Linked DNA regions of Homo sapiens: regions 1 and 2 are each linked to region 3. Evidence: chromatin loops called from intact Hi-C (ENCODE). Cell type or tissue: CD4-positive, alpha-beta T cell. All regions are shown on one strand.

Region 1 (8,000 bases), 110 kb after region 3:
CTCGCTTTAATTGTACACAAAACTAATAAGGCAAAGCACGTAATATAATAACTATTTTAAAAGCAAATGAAACAAACTTTGGAAGGTTAAGTGGCAAAGCCGCTTGACTCCCATCACTTTGGCATTTCAATCAATAATAGAGTCTAAAGACCAAACAATAAAACAATGGTTAACATAGAAAAAAAGAAATACGAGTTCATTAACTAACCAGGAGATCTTATTTCCAAAGAGTAAATCTGATTACATTGTTCCTGTTTAAAACCCTTCAATGGCTTCCTTATGCCTAAAAGGAAAAAAAAAATCCAAATTCCTTTGTGTGGCATAAGAGGTTCTTTGTGTAACACAAGATCTGGCCCCTCATCACCTCTCCAGTCGTATTTCTCAAAAGACCTCTCTTGCTTCCTATACTCAGTCATGCAAAATGTTCTGCAATTCTCTGAATGCCCTGGCTTTTCTTTTCCTTTTTGTGCCCATGTCTGTGCCCAAGTTATTTGCTTTTTCTGAAAGATCTATCTTTCAAAACCTTCTTTTCCCTCCCTCCCTCCAACCCTGTTGACCAACTTATCTTTTAAAGTCTGATTCAGTTTCAGGGCCATCTCCTCCGAGACCTTCCTTCCTGACTGCTTCTCGAGTTCCCCTATAAAACAGTGACTGCCCAAAGAGCAGCAACAGTTTGTAAATCATTCCATTCATGCTGCCTAGAACAAAGCTGCAGTTGTGTTTAGTAAAGGTTTATCAAATGGATGAAGACTGGTCACTATTAGTCTTGACCCCTTCTATTTGAAATATGTGAAATACACAAAGTAAAATATAATTTCTGATAGGGGCTGATATCAGGAACTGTAGGAGATCTGTCCATTGAACCCAAGGTCTTACCTATTAAATCTCTACTGTTGCCAGTCTGCGCTCCTGGATTTTCAAGGGGCTCCGTGGAATTGGGAGGCTGATGAAGCTGGTGACCACCCTCCGTAAGCATGCTGTGTTGGTGATTCCAGTGCTTACTCCTTTCCTCAAATGTGGTCATAAGAAGTCAGGAAAGTCAATATGCTTTCACTAGGAAAAAAGGAGGAAAGCCTGCTTTAGTTGGTTGTTACATTTTTGATGAGGCGAAAATTCAAACAAAACTGTAACCACAAGGACCATTAATTGTTCTTTCCTGCTAATAACCATAGTTAGCCAATTGGATTGTGAGTGTGTGGCATGCTTGTATTGTGTATGTGAGTAGGGAATGCACGTGCGTTAAAGTTCACATGTGCTTAAGAGCTTAGACACACCCGCAATTTGCAAGACAGCTTCATGTCCTGATGTGGCCAAAGCTGTGTAAGAAGCCTGAGCTGTAATTACTCCGCACAAATTTACATCCTGGGGTACTCACATCATCCTGTGGTCTGTATGCTCTGTGGCTACACACCTGGCTGAGAACAGAATTAATGATGAGAAACGTGCCTGCTTCTCTGCATAAAAGATGATGTCTGAGTAGAAGGTCGCCAAGGGAGGATTAAGAGCAAGAATGCGAGAATGTGCTCAGGAATCCGTGCGTGAGATGATGAGCTTGTGAGCTGATGTTGATTCTGTGCAGTTCCCAGTGTCTTATTCACAGGCAAGATTTTCTTGCTCATCGTTCAGCCTTCAATGTTTTAAGCAAAGATTTTTAAAAAGATCTAACAGGAAACGAGGAGCTGCAGTGAAGCTTGGGCAGTCAGTTCGAATCTGAATAAATATTTGTCAGATTGGAGAAGCGCTGAAAGCATTAAGATACTTGGAGATTTCTCTTTTTCTTTGGCAAGAAGCATGACTGAGACAGGTAAGGGCTAGGAATTCTTCCGGATCACTCCCTCCAACAATGGTCTTTCCTTTGAATTTGCACTTTGGAGTCTGACACAGATTAGTGCTTCCTAGTCCTCTAACTGTAACACATGCCTCAGTTTCCCTTCTCCGATAAGATTGCAATATCTTTGGGTGCAGGAAAAAAAATAGTTGATCCTTTTCTTTGTAGCCCAGCAAGTTCCAGGCACATTAGAAACTGATTAGAAACTGGTACACAAGTGTTACTTGCTTAATTTATTATAAATGCTTTAAAAATGAGGCAATGACTATCATTGAAAAATAAAACCAAACTGTGAAGAACTTCTCTCTTCCTGTTAGTGGAGACTTTCCACAGAATTTTTTTTTTTTTTTGGGAGGCAGTGGACATGTTGAGTTTTCAATTGAATATTTTGCTGCAAACAACTTAGGAGGAGAGGAAAAAAGAAAACGCAAAGCCAAACAAAGCTGGTATTTTTCAAGTGCTCATTAATTTCAAAACCACGGTGTCTTTCATTGATTTTTTACCATTAAAAAGGACAGCAATGCCCATCTGCTCAAAATTCCATCCAGAAATGAAATTATGAATTAAAGCTGTGTTACACATGCACAATTGAGACATCCTCTGTTTGGGCCTGCCAGATGACACACTGAAACAGCCTGGGGTCTGCACTTGGGGTGCTGCCAAGGAAGCAGATACACGGCTGATGAAAATCATCCATCATTTCAAATCAGAGGTGCCATATTCCTGCAGACTCCTGTTATGAACAATCTCATTTGATCTTACATTGGAACAAGCTGTCTTCAACACTCAGGCCTGGCCCCAGGCACAACGAGGCAGATGGAATAGGAATCTCTCATTCCATGCCTGCATTTGCCGGAATTCTAGGATTTTGTCAGAAGTTTTCTTGTGTGAACCTAGCCTGACAGGATTAACTTCACTGAGTTGTGCTTCAATATCAGTTCTTACCTCCTTCAATTTGTGCCAAAACTCTCATGGAGGACAGTGTTCATCATTTTTTCACTTAAAACCATATATATGAGTCATTATATAGAGCGATTCTTTTTAGATTCAGTTTCCGGGAAAAAAATTAAAAAGTCACATGATCTTTCTGTCTGCTAATGATATTATGCACGTTGCTCTTGTCTCTATTTTTGCCTTGGCCTCCAGGAAGCTCACAGCCACGTTTTACACTCAAATACAGAAATAATATTACCATATGCTAGTATTACCGTATTTGTGATACTCTTTTCTGTTGATCCTTAGTTTCCATTTCCATTCTTCTTTTATTAAGCCTAACACGTTTTTTGTTGTAAGCTATATCAAAATCATTTTGGAGAAAGGCCAGGCTTATATAAATGATAAAGCATAACCATCTTTTATTTCCCAGCCAAGTGGTTTGTGTTTTAGAGTATATACTTTTAGAAGAAACAGATTGTTTCTTTAAACAGATGAAAATCAAATATCTTCCTTCTTCATGAAGTTAACCACGGTTAGATCATCCACATTGATACAGATGCCTGATAAAAGATCAGGATTGCGTTTGACAACCAGGTTTCTCTTACACATTCTCAGCAGCTTTCAGTCTCTGAAGTTTTTAGTCTTCTTTATTTACTACATTAATCTTGAGAGTAAACAAGGTTCTTATCAAAAATTAATATTTTAATATTAAAAGAATTTATTAGAAAATAATTTATTTAATCTTTTAATATTTAAAAGATATTAAATAAGTTTACAAAGACAACAGCAACTAAGAATGACCATGACTGAATAGAGCAAAACTGTACTAAAATACAACAAATAAAATAAAGGAATATATCCGTGAAATGTTAAGAAAGGCACTGGCCCAAATAATCAGTACTGAGACTCCATCTTGGGTTTGCTTTAAAGCCTCTAGCATGAAGCTGATGGCTGCCCAGTCATCTCAAGGGGCAGCACTGTCCCTTAGGAGCTTACAGTTGAAGCCGACTAGGCAACCCCTAGCCTTGGGCAGAGCTGAAACTCAGCACTTACACACAGGACTGATGTTATAACTCGGAACACAGACTCCTCAGTTTCCTTTGATGCTTTTTTTCTGAGGGCCACTCACATCCGTCTTCTGTCTTCTTTCATGATCCTATCTTAACAATCATGTAAACTCAATCCTTTATCAGACACTCAACAGAAGCAGACTTTGTCAATTACTGGTGGAGAGAGTGTCCTAAAGAAGCTATCCATGAAAACAAGGGTGACCCGGCAGGCTTCACGAAGCCTTCACGAAGCCAGAGGGCAGGGGACATCCACCCTCACTCAGGACACCCTTGGGGCACTCTGTGCATCACCCCGCACAGCTGCTACTAATTAAGCCCTTCTGGGCACCATGTGTTTCCGTGACCTGCTCTTCCTGTGTCTTGTACTCATAATTTTTTCCCATCACATCACATGATCCTGCAGTTTCGGGACAATGCTGACTTCCTCTGCCATCCTCCGCAGCACACAGTGGGGCTCCTGCCACCCCGGGCCTTCTTGTGTCCTAGCTGAGCTGTGGACGGCCCTGCTCTCCCACCGGATCCTCCTGGGTCATGGAAGGATTCTTTGGAGACATGATCAGCTTCCTTACCCACCACCTGTGTGCCTTGGGCAACTGGAGTTCTCAAGCTCCAAGGCCTTCGTTTTCTCAGCTGCAAAATGAAGAGACTGGAACAGCCTCCTGTTTTGAAGAATCCCACCTGAGTTTATATCAGAACAATCTGAGATAGATATATAGATATAGATATATATCTTTTTACATTTTTTAAATGTTCTTTCCCCCAAAACCATGTCCTTTAAGTGGAGGAATCTATTTTTTAAAAATGATGTGGTTGTGCCCTCCAGTGGTTGAGCGTGAAGTCATCAGGCTGTTCGGGTGACAGCAGGGCTCGCAGGAAAGCGCAGGCCGTGCTAAACCGCCGAAGGACGAAGGTGGGTCTAAAGATAGATGAATCTGCTACTCCGGAAAGCACCGAATCGCCGTGTAGACCGGTCACCAAGTATAACTGCGAGCCCCAAGGCGTCACCAGCATGGGCATCCCAGCCTCGGTGCTTCAAGTCCTACTTCTGCTTGGCTATCGGGAAAGGCACGGCTTCGGGGCCACTTCTAGGCTCTCAACACGCGGCCGCTGCTGGGAATCCTGGCGGCCGCGGCTCTTCGCTCTCCAGTGGACCCAGTACTCCGAGAAGCCGCAGAGGCCTGGCCGCTGCAGCCTGCTCCCGACACCCGCTGGTCCGCCCCTCCCGCTCGGCTGCAGGGCTGGGGCGCCCACAGGCGGCAGCCGTCAGCCCGCGCCCGGAGGAAGCCCACGGCCGCCCCGGCTCCCCGCCCGCAGACGCAGCTGCGCAGCCTAGCGGGCTGGGTAGCGGGACAGCAGCGCACGCTGCCCGCTTCCGCTCGCTCCCCCGCGGGCCCTGCTCGATCGTCAGGGTTGCTGCAGGCGGAACTGGAGGAATAAACGCAAAGCCCCAGCCCCTCGTGAATTTCAGGGCCCCTCTCACGTGCAGGGTGTTCCCGCTTATTTCCAGACTCCTTGGATGCAAAACAATGAGTGAAGAACTGACAGTGAAGGCGGAGGGACTTACCTAAGTTATGCAATGATAAATAAATGGCAGATGAAAAATGGGACCTTTGGTTTCTAGTCAAAGTCCTTAGGAAGCGATTCGGCAGACGCAGGCCCAGGTGGCGAGGAGAATGGCCCCTTAGCCAGCTTTTAGGGTTCCGTGAGGGCTGAGCTAGGAGGGAGAGAAAAGGTTAAAGACCCTTCCGGTCCTTAGCATCACCACGAATGAACGTTTACCGAGCACTTACTTTATAAAGAGCACTGTGATAGATGCTGGGGAATATTCAGAGGAATAAATAGGACAATCTCATTTTCCAGGTCTACATTCACTGGAAGGGTCCCCTCCTGCAGGAACTCATTACTGGTCAACCACTGTGCCCTGTATGAAATCTACATGCTGTAGATTTCAGACATGTTTTCTGCCTCCGAGAGATTTATATGCTAGCAAACAAAAAAAGACATATATATAAGGAGATAAATAATAGCCAAGATATTTTTTGAAAAGTATTTGGGGTAAAAATACACATAAAAACATTTACCATCTTAATCATTTGTATGTGTCCTCTTCAGCAGTGTTAAGAACATCCACACCATTGTGCAGCCACACTCCAGAACACTTTTCATCTTGTAAAACTGAAACTCCACAGTCATTAAACAACATTTTCCCATTCCCCTTCCCCTAGCTCCTGAAAAACCACCATTCTACAGATGCTCCTTGACTTATGATGGGGTTAGGTCCAGATAAACCCACAGAAAGTTGACAATGCATTCCATGCCCCTAACCTACTGAACATCACAGCTTAGCCCAGCCTACCTTAAACGTGCTCAGAACACTCACAGTAGCCTACAGTTGGGCAAAATCACCTAACATAAGGCTTATTTTCCAATAAAGTACAAAATATCCCACGTAATGTATTAAATACTGTACTAAAAGTGAGAAGCTCTAATAGTAAGTGCTCAGTAAATGCTCAGAATGGTTCTATGGTGTATTAGTGTGTTCTCACACTGCTGATACAGACATATGGGAGATTGGGTAATTTATAAAGGAAAGAGGTTTAATTGACTCACAGTTCCACATGGCTGAGGAGGCCTCACAATCATGGCAGAAGGCAAAGGAGGAGCAAAGTCACATCTTACATGGCGGCAGGCAGGCAAGGCAGGCAGGCAAGACAGAGCTTGTGCAGGCAAACTCCCATTTATAAAACCATCAGATATCATGAGACTTATTCACTATCATGAGAACAGTATGGTGGAAACTGCCCCCATGACTCAGTTATCTCCACCCTTGACATGTGGGGATTATTACAATTCAAGGTGAGAATTCAAACCATATCATATGGGTACTCAAAGTACAGTTGCTACTGAATGCATACTGATTTTTCACCACTGTAAAGTAAAAAAACCATAAGTCAAGCCATCTTACGTTAAAAATGGTTTGTACTTTGTCTCTATGAATTAGACTATTTTAGGTACCTCATATAAGTGGGATCCTACAGTATTCGTCCTTTTCTGTCTGGCTCATTTAACTTACCATCTTCAAGTTTCACTCATGTTGTAGCACGTGTCAGAAGTTCCTTTCTTTTTAAGGCAGAATAATATTCCATTGTCTGTTTATAGCGCATTTGTGTATCCATTCATCCATCGATGGACACTCGGGCTGCCTCCACCTTTTGGCTGTTGTGAATAATGCTGCAGTGAACATGAGTGTGAAAGCAAACATTTTCAATATTAGTTGGAGTGTCTGCTTTCATTTCTTCTGGGTATACATCCAGAAGACTCTATGGTAATTCTATGTTTATTTTTTTGAGGAACCACCACACTGTTTTCCCTAGTGGCTGTACACTTTTGCATTCCTACCAACAGTACACAAGGGATCCCAAGACATCATTTTCAACCTTAAAAAAAAAAAAAAAGCGGTTTCAGGTTCACAGAAAAGCTTCACAAAGAGTACAAAGAACACCCATATTCCCCAGTTGTTAGTATTTTACCACATTTGCTTCATCAGCTTTTGTCTTTATTTACAGACATATTCATTTTTGGCTACGATGCCCATCATCCCTAAATACTATTGTGTGGATCTCCCTAAAGCGAGGGCACTCTCCTATGTAACTACCACACAGCCCTCCCAACCAGGGCGTTGACGTCAATTCTGCATCATCTGGGCCTCAGACCCCATTCACATTTCACTGACTGTCCCAAAAATGTATTTCCTTTTTTTCCTTTTTGGTCCAAGATCAGAATCATGTGTTGCACTGAGCCGTCACATCTCATCAGTTTCCTTCCATTTGGAACAGTTTCTCAGTCTTTCCCTCTTTCATGTTTGTATTGGTTTGTTCTGGCTGCCATAGCAAAGCACCACAGCCTGGGTGACTTAAAGAACAGAAATGTATTGTCTCACAGTTCTGAAGACCAGAAATCCAAGTTCTAGATGTCAGCAGGTTTGGTTTCTTCTGAGGCCTCTCTCCTTGGCTTGCAAATGGCCATCTTCTCCATGTGTCTTCCTGTGATCTCCCCTCTGCGTGTGTCTGTTTCCTCATCTCCTCGTCTTAGAAAATCACCAGTTATATCAGATAAGGACCCACATCAATGGCTCGATTTTAATTTTAACTTAATTGCCCCTTTAA
Region 2 (8,000 bases), 200 kb after region 3:
CACGTTTTTCCTTTCTAATGCTAAGTCCTCTCGCATTACTCACTGACTTATGTAAGCGTGACTGTATTTCCAGCCCTCACTGGTTAATTTTCTTTGGCAAAGCTGTCTTTGAATAACCCAGGATTTCTGGCAACCAAACAACAAACTCTCATTAAAATGACCAGTAGACTCAAAAGCACCATGTAAAATCTGTACAATCCTGTTTTCTCCTATTTTGTACAGCACTCTAGGGAATTTGTAATGCCCTCTTTGGAAGGAGAAAAGGCAGGAATGCTAACTCAGAAACATGACCTCATTTCCCAAAGCATGTTTAATGTCGCTAAAAATAAAAGCGAAGCAATTGTGTCTACCTGAGCACAAAGAGAAGAAAAGTTTTGTCATTTTTCTGGCACATGGTAATTGAATCTGGCCTGTCCAATAAATTCCATCTGGACCACTGGGATATCCCACGGAGGATCTACTCTTGGGACTACTCTGTGCCAGGCAGGGATGTTGGAGCTGGAATCCAGGAGCCCTGTGCTGGGTTCACTCCTGGCTCAGAAGGAGACAAGGCCAGGAGGAGTGGGCCAGGCGTTGGACGGGAGTCTCGCAGCACTAATGCCTCTTGAAGTATCTGTCACTCCCACCACAGATGCTGGGGCTGAGGTTGAATCTGAAGGAGGAGTGGGTACCGGGGAAGGAAGGAACACATATGCACAGGCCACACAGGAGAGCTCCGAGAGCGAATGTGATGTGCTGGAGCCTGGCAGGAAATGTGGTGGGTAGGAAAGTCAAGTGGAGGGCACTGGATGGAGGGCATGGACAGGATAAGAAGATTTTATTTTATCCTGCTGATGTATCTATTTGGGAGCAAAGATGTCTGTTCTGACCACTCTGGTAGTGGACTGAGTACATTGTAGGAAGAGAGTAAAATGAACAAACCAACCACCAGGCTCCACGGAAAAACCGAGGTTTTTCATTCCATGTTTTCATTCAAATGGTTTTGTTCCCAGAGGTGGTCCAGGAAAAGCCTTTGCATTCACATCAGCTACATTGTGAATTTTTTTCAGGTATAACTCACATACCATAAAATTTGCCATTTTAAAGTGTACAATTCACCTGGTTTTAAGGATGTTCAAAAAATTGTGCACATTGCACTACTAATTCCAGAACATTTCCACCATCCCCAAAGAAACCCCACACCCATTAGCACTGCCTCCTCGTTCCCTCCCCCCACAGCCCCACTAATCTACTTTCTGTCTATGGGTTTGCCAATTCTGGACGTGTCATATAAATGGAATCATACAACATGTGGTCTTCAGTGACTGGCTTCTTTCACTTAGCAGAATGTCTGCAAGGGTCACCCATATTGTAGGATGATTCACTACTCCATCAAATTCTATGATGAGTTTATAGTTTTTCCAACAAGAAAACCAGGTGTGTGCCACCACACCCAGCTTATTTTTGTATTTTTAGTAGAGACAGGGTTTCACCATGTTGGCCAGGCTGGTCTCGAACTCCTGACCTCAAGTAATCCACCCGTCTTGGCCTCCCAAAGCGCTGGGATTACAGATGTGAGTCACTGCACCCAGCCAAGAAGTACATATTTGGCCCTTAGGGCTTTCTGGCCTTGTCTTTATACTGAATCACCATATTCTCCTCCAATTGATGGAGCATACTTACTTACCTCTCCCAAGTAGGAAGAGGCATGCATGACTTCTATCATTCCCTTTTTAACTGTGGTAAGAGAGATGGAACAGCTGTAGAACATTCTCTGTATTTACTACTGATGATGAGTTCTGAGTAATAATTTTTTTTGGGGGGAAGGGAGAAATGGCAATTTATTATCTATTTTTTGGGGCAACTCTAAAATTTAATTCTGTTCCATTCAAGGTATTTAAAATAAGGAGCACACAAGTTTACTTGTTCATGATGTAGCCTTTGAATTGCCTTAATAGATGTCACTTTTTTTTTTTGCAATGTGTATCATATATACCTAAGAGAAATAAGCCAAAGGAACAGCCTGAGGTTCCCCCAAGCCTCTAAGCCCCACACACTTTCAAATTACATGGCAACTTTACTTATCGTGGGGCGATTTCATCAACTCTTAAGACTCATGTTCCTGCTTTCAAGGAGCTTGCGGTTGTGATGGGAAGACATTCAGGCTACCAACAATATAATATTGCCAAAATAAGTTACAAATATTTTTAACGTGTCATAGGATACATTTATGTGCATTCTGATCTTACTTTGCTGCTGGCTCTCTTTCCTCCAGCAAACTGAGCCACTGATCCTACTTCTGTGCCTCAAAAACCGAGCACAGAACGAAACCGTGGAAGACACTTGTGTTCTGTAACCAGCACGTTCCCTTCTCGGAGGCCACTATAGATCTTACTGGAGATGCTTCCATGGAATGAAAGTCATTAGAGTTCAAGGAGACACAGGCCCTAGAAATGCCTAGTTCTGCATTTCAATGCACTGTTGAGCTCTAAAAGGGACAACGCACCTGTCCTCTAGCTGTACGCTCTGTATACCCTTATTGGGTTTGCCTTCTGGCAGAGGCGCCTCTGCAGGCGGGGCGGGGCCTGGCAGGCGGAGCCTGGTGGGCGAGTGGGGCGGGGCGGCTCCTTCGCTAACTGTCCGGATTGGGCAAGACAGAACTTGACTGGGCGGGGCCTGGATGGGCGTTCCCTGGGGGCGGGGCCTGGCGGGAGGGGCGGGGCGGATCCCCAGCTAACGGTCCCGGCGGGTGGGCGTGTCCCCGCGGGCGGCGCCTGCAGGGCCGGGAGTGGGCCGGGAGCGCGCAGTCCCCGCCCCCGCCTGCTCCTCGGCCGCCGCGGCTTCCTCTAGCGTTTCCTCCTCGGCGCGGGCTGCTGCGTACGGGACTGCGCCATGCGGATCCCGCCCTCCCGGCCCGCGCGGGGCCTGTGGACGCGGTAGGGCCGGCCGTGATCGGGCGCCGGCGTCAGGGGCGGGCGCTAGGGGCGCCTGCCGCGCCGCGATGTGGGAGAGGTAACGCGGGTGGAGGCCGCGCGGGCGCTGGGCGGGCGGGTGGCAGCCGCAGCCCGACTGAGCGTCCCTCTGCTTTCCACAGGTGGGTCCCGGTGACCGTGCTCCCCGGCTGCGTGGGCTGCAGGACCGTCGCGGCGCTGGCGTCCTGGACCGTGCGCGATGTGAAGGAACGTATCTTCGCGGAGACTGGCTTCCCGGTGTCGGAGCAGCGGCTGTGGCGCGGCGGCCGCGAGGTAGGCGGTGGCCGGGGGCGCTGGGCTGGGCTCCGCCACGCGGAGGAACGGCGGGCGTCGAGGGCCCGGGGTGGGCGACGCAGGTTTCCGCGGGCGGCGCGAATGACTCCGGCAGCGTGGCCGCCTGTGCTTGTCCTGAGTTGTGGCTTTTCATCACTTGCCTTTTCCGTTTGCATCCCCCACCCCGAACCCCACCCATCATTTCATCTGAATCTTCACTTTCTGAAATTCAGAGATTTTTTTTGGTGGACATTGGAGTCAGAAGTTTTTTTTTTAGACATCATCAATGAAGTGATTTAATCATTACTCATTTATTTCTATTTATGTAATAAGTTTAAGTAGAATGTTGGTAAATATCTTCACCTTTGATATATTGGAAGTTTTTTCTCCATTTTTGATACAGAAATTTGGCACTGAAAGAATCTTTAGACATAATTTAATATAGAACCTGTTATCTTGGGGAGTAAACATACTAAAACTTTTAAAGTTCAAGTGATAGGTTGACTTGATAGGTCAGAAAATTTTGGAAAACAAGAATATTGTTATGTATTCTTTAAGATTGGTTAAAATTCTATAGCTTTCTTAAAGGGAGAGTTCAGTTGAAGACATTTTACTGACAGTTAACTCTTTTAAAACATTTCTTTTTTTCTAATAAACATCTTCATGTGATAACATCATTTCCAGCATTTAAAAGAGTCACAAAGAGTTGAACAGATAATACAAGGAATACTTGAGCGTATAGGATGACATTTCAGGTGTTGAATTTCCTTACTACTCGATACAAATATTATTGGTGAAGTAGTTGGTATCTGTGATTTTTCCTGCTTCAGTGTAATCCTGACCTTCTGTGTACTTGAGTCAGTTTTCTAGTCCTTTGCCCTCCTTGACACACATTTATTACCTGTTTTCATGCTCCTCGGGGGATTCATCAGTCCTTCTGATCAGTTCCCCAAGGTGTTCGTTGGCATGCAGACATTGACTTGATTGAAGTCTTTATTATTTATTTTTACTTTTTTAAAGAGTTCAGCTTTTTACTGAACATGCTGTAAAACAGGTCGGGTCAAAAAGTCCAAAGCCATGTCATCACCAGAGTCGTCAGATTCTTTGCGTCCACTTCCTTGTGCTCAGCTGGAGCAGCGGCAGTGGAGGGGCATGACTGGCCTGTGGATGAACCCCTAGCCGCTGGAGCAGGTCCTCCAGCCCCTACATTGCAGAGGAGGCTCCTGATGTTGACATTGGCCAGGGCCTCTGCAAACAAGCCAGGCCAAAAAGGTTCAGCATATCCCCCGACTGCTTTTTTTCCTTTTTTTTTTTTTTTTTTGTGAGACGGAGTCTCGCTCTGTCGCCAGGCTGGAGTGCCTGCAACACTCGGCTCACTGCAACCTCCGCTTCCCTGGTTCAAGCGATTCTCCTGCCTCAGCCTCCCGAGTAGCTGGGACTACAGGCGTGTGCCACCACGCCCAGCTAATTTTTGTATTTTTAGTAGAGATGGGAGGCGGCGCGGGGCGGGGGGACGGTGTTCACCATGTTGGCCAGGATGGTCTCAGTCTCTCGACCTCATGATCCGCCTGCCTCGGCCTCTCAAAGTGTTGGGATTATAGGCGTGAGCCACTGCGCTCAGCCCCCCGACTGCTTTAATGAGGGCATTGATCTTAACCTCCATGATGGACACCTCATCGTAGTGTAGAATGAAGGCCTAGTGAAGTCTACAACCGCTGAGACAGAGGCATTTGAGTGCCGGGCTTGTGCTGCTGCACCGGGTGCTAGTTGCTGGATGAAGTGAGGGCCTCACCCCAGCATAGCCTTAGCTTCTTTGGAAGGAATGGACCTCTTGGTGGCAGTTGGAGAGGCTGATTGAGGACTTTAGGCAGACTTGTGAAGGAGCAGTTTGTCATTCTTACTCCTTTCTCTATGCCTGCCGACATCTCTTAACCTTCCTCTCCTGGGTCTATACCCACTTCTTTGGTTCCTCCTCTGGTTCTACTTGATCATCTTGTCCCCTAGATGTGGTCACACTGAAAGCCTCCGTTGTGGCTAGCCCTGCCATTTAGAAGTGCTTTTGCAGGGTGTCCCTGCAAAGCATGGATATGGGATGGTGAAAGTGGCAGGGTGTGTTGACTGTTTGGGATTGGGGGTGTGGGTAGACAGGGGTCTAAGTAGGACCCTTTCGTCCTGGTATGAGGTAATGAGGTTCTGGACTGTAGCTGTAAAGGTGAAACCAAAGGAAAGGATATACAAGAGACTTTGCAAAAGTCAAAATTGCCACAATTTGGTACCAAATGGATGTGGATGTGGGGGATGGGTGTAGAATAAGTTGGAAGGTCTTGCCAAGGACGTTGGCAAGCTTTGAGTCAGACCAAGAAAATAAAGACGTAATCATCAGAGATAAGCACATACAGAGGGGGAAGTATGATGACCAGTTTGCTTTTATATATAGTTCAGCTGTTGGTGAGACATAAGGCAGCATAGCATCTAGGAAACTAGGAAGCGGAGAGGTGGGTGCCTTAGGTCCTACTTCCTGTCCTGCCTGTGTATATGTAACAGTTGCCAAATTAATTCATGTATTGGGGACTGATTTCCTATTTCTAGTATGAATGGGATAAAGCTAATTCTAACCAATTCTAAAGTCTCTGCTAGATAGTGATGTTCAGTAGGCAGCTGCAAATCTGGAACTGAAACTCAAGGGAGAGAGGTCAGGCTGGAGATAGTAACTGATGCTGGGCACGTTGCTCCTTCTGTGTTTTGGTAAAATGTGTTGAGAATATGCTTATCATTTATTGAGCCGCTGTGTTACAGATACTGTTCTATGCATGAGGGATTTGTCCTGGTCTCCTTACTTTCTGTACATCATTTTCATGCTAGTCTCCATCTCTAGAACACAAAACTGAGTATGCTATTACAGGTCCCAGATTATAAATACTTTCATGCACGTATTCCCACTAAACCTTAAAGCAAGCCTATAAAAACTAGTTCACTCTTTGCACAGGTACTTCGGCAGGAGGACCATTCTTCACAACAAAAATTTAGAAACAACTCAAATTCTGTGACATATTAATGACTATTATACACCAATTAAAAATGAATTAACTAAACTGTACACAAATTTAAAAAAAAATTTTTTTCAAATAGAGACAGATCTCACTGTGTTGCCCAGGCTGGGGCTTTCTTTTAATAATTGTTTAACAATAGAATGATCATTTATGATGATGTCATTCAACCAGAGAACAAGAACAGTGTTAGTACTTACCTCTGTGCATCTTCTCCCCAGCCTGTATTCCTGTCCCTCTTTCCTTACCCCTTTGTGCTGATTATTCTCTTGCCTTTTTGGTAGTTTTAATAGTTCTATAAATGTGTGCATTTGTGTGTATACTTACGTATGTATGGATATGTGTTATGTTTGTATATATGTGCATATATGTTTGTGTGTGTAGCCTGAATACGTAACCTAAACAATATGCTGTTTACATTCAGTTGTTTTTAAACTTAAGAAACATTGTGTAGGTAGCAACTTAGAGCCAGCTTATTTTATGCAATCATATTATTATTCATCTAAACTAATTTAAAAACAATTTTTTTTGGTCCTCTAATATGTGTTGAGGTCTCATGGAGCTCTGTTATGAGCAATACACTTTGGAAATGTTGATCAGAAGAATGATTTTGTTTATGTTAATGATCCCGATTCATCATTTAAAAATTTAAATTATGTTAATGGAGAAATATATATATTTTTATCTATTTGTAATTAACGAAAAATCTTTTAGTCCCTTAAATTTTTAAATAAAGTTTTTGACTAAATCTGTGTTCCGTGGAATATTCACTTCTCCAGACAACTTCCTTCATGATAAGAAGACTTAACAAGCATTACTTAAGTGAAAAAATTTGAGATAATGTCTTGAATTTACAGTATTAGAGACTGTATTGCTTTTCATACATTTTCTTTTGCTTTTTTTCAGTTATCTGACTGGATCAAGATTGGAGATCTGACTTCCAAAAATTGTCATCTTTTTGTAAACCTTCAATCAAAAGGCTTAAAAGGGGGAGGTATAATATTGACTTTACCAGAAGTATATACCATGTTGGGTTGCACAAAGATTGAGTTTTTTTGTTTGTTTGTTTGGTTGGTTTTTGAAACTGAGTCTCGCCCTATCGCCCAGGCTGGAGTGCAGTGGCACAATCTCAGCTCACCACAACCTCTGCCTCCTGGGTTCAAGTGATTCTCGTGTCTCAGCCTCTGTTCAAGTGATTCTCGTGCCTCAGCCTCCCAAGTAGCTGGGAAAACAGGTGCCTGCCATCACGCCCAGCTAATTTTTACATTTTTAGTATAGACAGGGTTTTACCATGTTGGCCAGGCTGGTCTTGAACTCCTGACCTCAAGTGATCCACCGTCTTTGGCCTCCCAAAGTGTTCGGATTACAGGCGTGAGCCACCGCTCCCAGCCGAGATTGAGTTTTAACAAAGAAGCAGGGAGTAGAATGGTGGTTGCCAGAGGGTGGGGGCAGGGAGAAATGGGGTGTCATTGGCCAAAGGTACAAAGTTTGCTATATGAATAAAGAAGATCTGGAGATCTTCTATACAGTACAGGGCCCATGAATAACAATACTGTGTTGTATTCTTAAAAACTTACTAAGTGGGTAGGGTAGATCTGATATTAATTACTCTTACCATAAAAGTTTAATAAAGCACAACAGAAGAGATGGGAGGAAACTTTTGGAGATGATGGATAAGTTTATGGCACTGACAATGATAGTTTGATGGTTTCATGGTACGTACTTATCT
Region 3 (8,000 bases):
GTTTCACAGTATGTCAAAACTTACCTAATTATAAATTTAAATATATGCCACTTACTATATGCGAATCAATCTCACTAAGGGTGTTAGTTTTGTTGAATTTCAGTTGACATGTAATAATTGTAATATTTATCGGAGACAGTGATATTTTAATATATGTATACAATGTGTAATGATCAAATCGGGGTAATTCACATATGCATTATCCCAAATCTTTATTATTATTTTTTTTTTTGAGACGGAGTCTCGCACTGTTGCCCAGGCTGGAGTGCAGTGGCACGATCTCAGCTCACTGCAAGCTCCGCCTCCCGGGTTCACGCCATTCTCCTGCCTCAGCCTCCCGAGTAGCTGGGACTACAGGCGCCCGCCACCACGCCCGGCTAATTTTTTTTTTTTTTTTTTTTTTTTTTTGTATTTGTAGTAGGGACGGGGTTTCACCATGTTAGCCAGGATGGTCTTGATCTCCTGACCACCTGATCCGCCCGCCTCGGCCTCCCAAAGTGCTGGGATTACAGGCGTGAGCCACCGTGCCCGGCCAAGCCTGTGAATATTTAATAATCAGCTGCCACAGGACAAATATATTTAACCGTTTAACTGTTCCCTGGCTCTCTTATCACATAGGCAGCTATCAATGTATTTATTGGGAGTGTGTTTTATTCAAGTGGGCATTCCTATTCAATCTGTAGTCAACACAAATAGAACATGTTGGCCTTTTTCAGACTTTTTAATGCTTGATTTTAAATATTGATGCATCAGTTTTAAAAGGGCTTTGGCTTTTTTCACCTACTAAAGATGCCTGGAGTTTTTGTTTGAATCGTGTTAATTTTTCAGGGGTAGAATTGGCCACAGGGGATTGAGTTAAGCACAGGTTCAGAGATTGCAATAGGTGAAAAAAGAGACTCAAATTCTTTTTATGAATGTTAGCAGAATTCCTTACTTATGTTTAAAAAGTCCCCAATATGCCCTAAATTCATGTAACAGAGCTGTAACTAGGAAATTAATATATTAAGGACAGCATATGACATTACATGTCGCAATCCATTTTCCATTATAAAATATATGTAAAAAGCCTATTATCATCTGAAGTTAAAAAAAAAAGTTCTGTCCCTTTAAAAAATCTCTTTTACAGCTACTTTTACATGTGAGCAATGTTCCTTATTCAGTCTTCTGGATAGAAAAGGCACATCGACGGCCGGGCGCGGTGGCTCAGGCCTGTAATCCCAGCACTTTGGGAGGTCGAGGCAGGCGGATCACGCGGTCAGGAGATTGAGACCATCCTGGCTAACACGGTGAAACCCTGTCTCTACTAAAAATACAAAAAAATTAGCCGGGTGTGGTGGCGGGCGCCTGTAGTCCCAGCTACTCGGGAGGCTGAGGCAGGAGAATGGCGTGAACCCGGGAAGTGGAGCTTGCAGTGCGCAGAGCGGGAGCTTGCAGTGCGCAGAGCGCCACTGCACTCCAGCCTGGGTGACAGAGCGAGACTCCGTTTCAAAAAAAAAAAAAGAAAAGAAAAAAAGAAAAGGCACATCGACATTGCAATTTCCAGTGCATAATGCTCTTCATGTGTCCATAACTGCATATTCAAGATCCAGCCTGGACTCAGAGTTGCAAGACACACTCCGGCCAAAGAAACAAATAACTTTTATGATTGCTCTGAAAATACTAACACCACCTCTCAGAGTTAGCACTTACTATGGAAAAAAGTTTCCTAAAGTCAGTAAAGCCATGTGGCTTTGGTAATAAAGTAGATATGGTAAGACATTTTCATAGATTAAAAAGTAAAGAACAGAGCTCATGATAATGCTTCATGCATTGATGCCAAGGCTATATTGTGCAAATGAAAATGCATTTCTATGTTTTGTTTTACTTTCAGAACAATTTGATAAGTGTTATGCAAAGAAGCTTTCTTTTTAAGTACTCACATCTCTGTGAATGTCAAAAATTGTCTTCCACACTAGGACTCAATTCTCACCCCTCCAGTTCTATACCTTTCAATTAGATAATAAGCACTGCCTGGAATTTTTAAGACTACATGAAAGCAGTGTTGGCAAAAACGCCTAAGGTGAAACTGCACCACAGAAAAGGTACTGAGTAAATCCTGAAGTAACGCAATGTAATCCTCCCTTTTGCATCTAATATCTGATCATGAAATGACAACACTAAGAAATATCGTTTGCATGAGGTATGTTTAACAATAACTGTTTCCTGTTTACATAAAGAAATTGTTTGGTTTTGTAGTCAAAGAAACTGTCATGGGGTAAAAACTACGTCTTCATACATATCTTGGGTTAAACTGTTTCAGTTAAAAGAAACACTGAACAATGGTGATGATTTTGTATGCATATTGAGTCCTTTATTAACATGCAAACAAATGACATGGGTTTCTTACAATAGTGAACGGAGACTGGATGACTAGTGCACTACCATCAAAACAGATCACAGAATTTTGATCCGCCAAACTTGATCTCCAGGAGTATATTAGCCAAATTTCTGTCCCATGAGATGGCATTACACGCATTGTAAGAGCTGGCTTTCTCACTCTCTAAATCTATCACAGGCTCTACTCATCAATATACTAATAATTCCTGCTGAACTCTAAGGAACTCTTTCCCACAGAAGGAATATACCCTGGGCCGCTCACAGACAACGCTCTCCCGCCGCTGGCGCTGGTCCGGGATGCGGCCCCGAGACCCCTGCAGCCGCGCGCTGGCTCAGGGGACCTCCGCAGGACGCGGGCGGGCGCCGGGGCCGGGTCGGGCTTGGGCAGAGTGACAGGCTCCCAGTCGTGAGCCTCACAAGCAGATCTATTTACAATATCCCGGATAGGAGTCCAGGTCGCGTCGCTCGCGTCGCCCGCGGGGACCCGGCGTGAATTCACACGCTCCCCTCCCACCGCCTCGCCGCCTGTCACGGCCCCGAGACCCGGTCAGCCCCTTCGGGGGTTCCCTTCGCCGCGCAGTACTCCGCCCGTGAGCAGCCCCCGCCTGCGCTCCTCCCTCCCTAGGGCGGCCGCCTCCACTCCCGGCTCCCACCCAGCGGGGATCCACCAGGGCGAGGGCTGAAGACCTCGCGGGACGCCGCGCGCCGGGGACAGCGACGCACCTACCTTCCCAGCCACCTGGGAGGCTGCAGGTCCGGGCCGGAGCCCGAGGCTCAGGGGCGCGCGGAGCAGTCCTGGTTAAGGCGCAGGGCGCGGGGTTGCATGGGGGTCCAGTCCAGCGTGCACACCGTGCACCTCCCAGCGCAGGGCTCCGCGCTCTCCCGTAGCCCGGCAACGGCCGCCACCCCAGAGCCCCGCCCACTAGGAGCCCCGCTCAGGGCACCGCCCACCCGGGCCCCGCCCTCACCGCGGCTCTCGCCGTGGCTCCGCCCCCGTCCAGAGCCCCGCCCCCAGCGCACACTGCGTCAGCCGGACTTGCTCTGCAGCTGGGTTCTTTGGAGGCCCCCACTCCGCGGCTACTGAAGCGGATGAGTGTGAGGCTGACTGGGGGCTTGGGGATGGGGGACCGGAGACCACCAAGAACATGGCTGTGTTGGGAAACTTTCCTTCAGAGCAGAGAGGGAGGGTTCCTTTCCGCCGGGGTGTTCCCCACCTTTCAGCCTTTCCCGCGTGGGCCCGCATCCCAGCCAGAGGGGATACGGCGGCCAGGTCTGCGCTGCTGCGCCTGAGCTCAGGTCGGCAGAGGTCGCAGACCTCGGCTCCTCAGCCGGCAGGGACTCGCAGGTGCGCGTTCCCACGGACGCCTCCCGGGGAAGCCCGAGTTCGCCTCCTGCAGGCCGGGAAGCACTCGCCCCGAGACGGCCGCACCCTCGCAGCGGAAGGGCGTCTGCACCACAGCTGTAGCACCAGCGCGTGCGAGGCGGGGCCAGGGCCGGGGACTCACTGGGCAGTTTTGCTGAAAGGGTTAAGAGAATCGCGTCTGTAAAATACTTTTCCACCAGTAGAATGCTGTAAAAGTGCAAGCAGTATTGTTCTATTCGTTCACCCAAGATACGGTGCATGACTTTGGTACCAAGGCATCCACCGTTTCTCACGTGTTGGTTTTGACTTCCCACTCAACTGCACTGTGTGGATGGACCCAAGTCCCTGTTTCTTGTCTATACCCCAAGGCCCACTGGAGCCCCTCCATCAGTATTTGTTGAATGAATGAGTGAATAGGTTGTTGTATTTAATTGCCCAAAAGCACAGCTTGTGATCCCAGGCTTCCAACGGCGTAGCACTATACTAGGTACTTGTGAACAATGTTAAAAATATTATTCCCGATGTCACACCTTGATAGAGGTTGTATATTTCAAATCTAACACATCCAGAATATAGATCCCAATAACGACTTATTGGTAAACGATTTCCAAATGATGTACGTTATCTAATTTGAACCTCAAGGCAAGTGTGTGCTTCCCTGTCCCATCTCCCAGCGGCTACCCGATCAGACTCCAGCCCTCAGTGCACATCACTACCATATTCATTCCCACATCCCGCTGAACTTCTTTATCTGTTTCCTTCCCCAGCTACACCTGGATCTCCCGAGGGCATCTCCTAATTCCTTGATATCCCGGGGCCTAGCACACGATGGATACTCAGCACTTCTAAGCTGAGTTACTGCATCTTCCTTTGCAAGGTCTCACGCAGTCCCCCATCGTCCTCTCTTTGTCTTGGTGCCCACCACCTCCTTCACCACCATGCAGACCCTCCCCACCCCTCACCACAGCACTGCCTCGGTCATCAACCCCGCTTCCCGCCTTTCATCACTGCTACTGTCAGGCTGAAGAGTCACAGGAGGTTCCTCACTGTAAAGAATGGATTCTGCGCTCCTTAGATTAGCATTCCGAGATGTCCAGGTGCAGCCCTACACCTATTTCCAGCCTTGCCTCGCCTCTGGAGCAGGCTTTATAAACTGCGCCGCGTGGCCCTTCCTTTGCTCTCTACTTCCTCTTCGTGCTCTCCCATCTTACCTCTGAGCTTTACCTACTTGTCTTACTCCAGTTTCAGCACCTCGCTCAAAAGCCACGGCTCTCACGAGTTTTCCCTCAATTCTGAGCCTATGTATTTCCTTGCTCCAAGGTTTGTGGCAATTTAGCACTTGCCCATTGTGTCCTGTATCATAAGATTCTGTGTACTAACTTTCTTCTTCAAGGAGTTAAAAACACTTTCAGAGAAGGGGCATATTTTGTTCCGATTTGTATCTCTGACAGTATCAATCATTCAAATAAATGTTCAACCAAAGCTTTCTGAGTGGAATTGAATCTGCCAGCTCAGGAACTACCTTCTCTGACTTCAACCAAATGTTCTTCTTCTCTCTGACCTCCTTTTGTCCTTAGAGACAGTAGTAACACATTACTCAGTTCATTAGTTCTTGAATCATTTTACGTGTTTTGACTGATCTTCCCGGTTAGCCTGTTAGCTTACAACAGAGAGAGAACCTATTGTTAGCCTGAATGGGCTTGGGCATCTGACAATCTGGTCCCAATGCCAACCTGTCATTCAGTAGTTGCATGACTTTGGAAAAGTTACTTAACCTCTCTAAGTTTCTGGTTCTCCATATGTAAAATGAGTTGCTTCATTGATGGTTGGTAAGTATTAATAGATAAGGTATTTAAAGTGCTTAGGCCAATGCCTAGCACTTACTAAATAGCCATTCTTAGTAGCAATATATCCTCTTACAATGCCTAGCATCAATCAATAAATGATCATTGACGGTGAGAAAAAGGACATTGAACCTCTGGACTCCAGCTGTTAGATTCATCTAATTCTTTAAAGAGACTCATTAAGTTAAACACAGTTGGCCCTCCACATCCATGGATTTTACATCATGGCTTCAACCAACTGCAGATTGAAAATATTTGAAAAAAAATGAATGGTTGTGTCTGTACTGAACATGTACACTTTATTTTGTCATTATTCCCTAAACAATATGGTATAACAACTATGTACACAGCATTGACATTGTATTAGATATTATAAGTAATACAGAGATGATTCAGAGCATATGCAAATTTATACCATTTTTTGTAAGGGACTTGAGCATTTGCAGATTTTGGTATCCAAGAGGGTGTCCTGAAAGCAGTCCCCCTCAGATGCTGAGGGAACAAACACTATAGTTCCCACTTTCCCTCATTTGAGTGTTGTATGATTTGGAGACAGTGTCTGAACAAAAACTCAGGCACACAATTGAGCACCATAGTAGTATAAAAAGAGTTCTGTGGGCCGGGTGCAGTGGCTCACGCTTGTAATCCAGGCACTTTGGGAGGCCGAGGCAGGCGGATCACCTGAGGTCAGGAGTTTGAGACCAGCCTGGCTAACATGGCGAAACCTCGTCTCTGTAAAAATACAAAAATTAGCCAGGCATGGTGGCAGGTGCCTGTAATCCCAGCTACTAGGGAGGCTGAGGCAGGAGAATTATTTGAACCCGGGAGGCAGAGGTTGCAGTGAGCCAAAATCACGCCACTGCACTCCAGCCTGGGGGACAGAGCAAGACTCGGTCTCAAAAAAAAAAAAAAAGAATTCTGTGATCCTTAGGCTCATGCAAAATGAAACTGGATGCTTGTAATTAGGACTGGGAGCATTTTACTTCCTTTAAAACACTGCATATCATTAATGGGTTAAAATTTTTACTGGAAAAGCAAAATTGCTATGACAATCTTGATAGAGGTGTTTGTTTTTAAGATTTATGTTAAAAGTTAGTTTTCTGAAGATAGTTTTAGCAATATCTGAGCTGACACAAAGTGCATTTGTTTAAAATATTTTTCCCCAAAAGTTGAACTAAGGAAAACTTGAAAAACCCCTGAAAGAATAGTTTCAGTGATAAATTAGCTCGCTGGTAGCAAAGCTAATGAAAAATTGCCTAACTTCTAGTCATTTCTAGTGTAAATCACTATTCCTTGGGAAAAAAGTGGAATAGAATGCAAGCTACAGGAGAATATGAAATTTTGTCTCTTTGGTTTACAGTTTCTGGCACATAGTAAGTTCTCATTAAAAATTTGTTGGATGAATTAGTAATTGAGAGTGAGAATCTCAAAGAGTAATAAAGTTTTCCAAATACAGTTAAGAAAATAAGTGGAGGAGGAACCCCCAAGACCTAGCTATTTAAGTAATTCCCGATACCCACTACTGCCAATTATAGACTATCAGCATGGGGCTGAGGGAGCACCGTGAGGCCAATGCCCAGTGACTTCCTGAATGCTGCACACCAAGTTAATTAACAAAGCTGGAATCAGAATCTGGGCTTTCTGTATCTTAACATAATCTTCACCATACCATGGGTGCGTAAACCAATATATATGAAAAACCCAAGGAGGCTATTTTTATAGCCCCCTCCTGTAAGTGGAGCTCAAGACACTTACAGAGCAAAGTTGTTACAAGTTGCAGCACTTGCACTGATCTTTGTGAGTTTGGCCCTGAGTACCTCATTGGCTAGACCCTTTTCATGAGTTCGATGAGGGAAGAGACAGTCCATTGACTCTCCTTCTCTCCTTCCTGATGAACATGGTGGACTCCCCGACCTAGGGCTGGCTTGAGGCCAGGCTGGCTGGGCAGCAGCCCATGGTGCTAAGCTATAGAGCCACCAAAGAATGGGGGGCATTTAACAGGATGGAGAAAACTATCTTTATCAGAACTCCTCTCAAAGACAGTGGGTTATGTTGGAAGGAATGGTTTTATGAAGTCATTGGAAACCCCCACATGACTTCTCCTTCCCCTTCTCATCAAAGAGAAAATTTAAGTCACAAAGGAGGGTTTTAAACTACCTACTTAATCTAAAGAAGTGAGTATTGATTTTGGCAAGTGGGTGGGTTTGAGGTAACAACTTTGGAGCCAAAGCTGAATGACTAGTGACAGTAGAGGAGAAATTAAAGCACAGCCAACACAGCCACCAGGGAGCCTCCCTCTGCCCTCCCATCACAGAGCTCACCCAGGTGGACAACGTTTTAAAGAACCATCCTTTAAAGGGGACAAAATCACTCATTCTTCCAGGGTGGCTTGGACTGGCCTTGCCATCACAGAAAGA

Evidence for each region. A loop is a pair of places that touch in the nucleus more often than their neighbours do. Peaks named below come from ENCODE experiments on the same cell type or tissue, not always from the same donor. Only the 100,000 strongest peaks of a DNase experiment are listed, where the experiment ranks them.
Region 1: a loop joins it to region 3, with 2.0 times the contacts of the local background. A loop is called at or near these places in 66 of 110 quality-filtered maps.
Region 2: it touches region 3 in a loop (10-fold over the local background); 28 of 110 quality-filtered maps call a loop at or near these places.

What each region holds. Positions count from the first base shown.
Region 1 is chr13:23,463,567-23,471,566 of GRCh38, reverse strand. LINC00327 (long intergenic non-protein coding RNA 327) reads right to left here and starts at 2,055. Exons shown (of 3, transcript NR_038995.1): 1 at 1,376-2,055; 2 at 877-1,053. RefSeq lists an enhancer at 4,725-4,884 and a silencer at 4,995-5,274. In CD4-positive, alpha-beta T cell, CTCF peaks have their summits at 4,401 and 4,615 (motif pointing left); DNase peaks (open chromatin) are centred at 4,696 and 5,136; H3K4me3 peaks cover 955 bases.
Region 2 is chr13:23,370,343-23,378,342 of GRCh38, reverse strand. It overlaps SACS (sacsin molecular chaperone), which reads left to right. Exons shown (of 10, transcript NM_014363.6): 3 at 3,074-3,224; 4 at 7,178-7,265. It also overlaps the pseudogene RPLP1P13. Among named protein-coding and RNA genes, the nearest start is that of SACS-AS1, 45 kb to the left of the region's middle. RefSeq lists silencers at 2,446-3,255, 3,296-3,365. In CD4-positive, alpha-beta T cell, a CTCF peak has its summit at 3,102; a DNase peak (open chromatin) is centred at 2,722; H3K4me3 peaks cover 860 bases.
Region 3 is chr13:23,574,633-23,582,632 of GRCh38, reverse strand. All of the region lies in intron 1 of TNFRSF19 (TNF receptor superfamily member 19), which reads right to left. Among named protein-coding and RNA genes, the nearest start is that of TNFRSF19, 8.2 kb to the right of the region's middle. RefSeq lists silencers at 2,653-2,712, 2,913-3,392 and an enhancer at 7,633-7,782. In CD4-positive, alpha-beta T cell, a CTCF peak has its summit at 3,762 (motif pointing left); DNase peaks (open chromatin) are centred at 3,342 and 3,772; H3K4me3 peaks cover 1,790 bases; H3K27ac peaks cover 385 bases; H3K27me3 peaks cover 1,016 bases.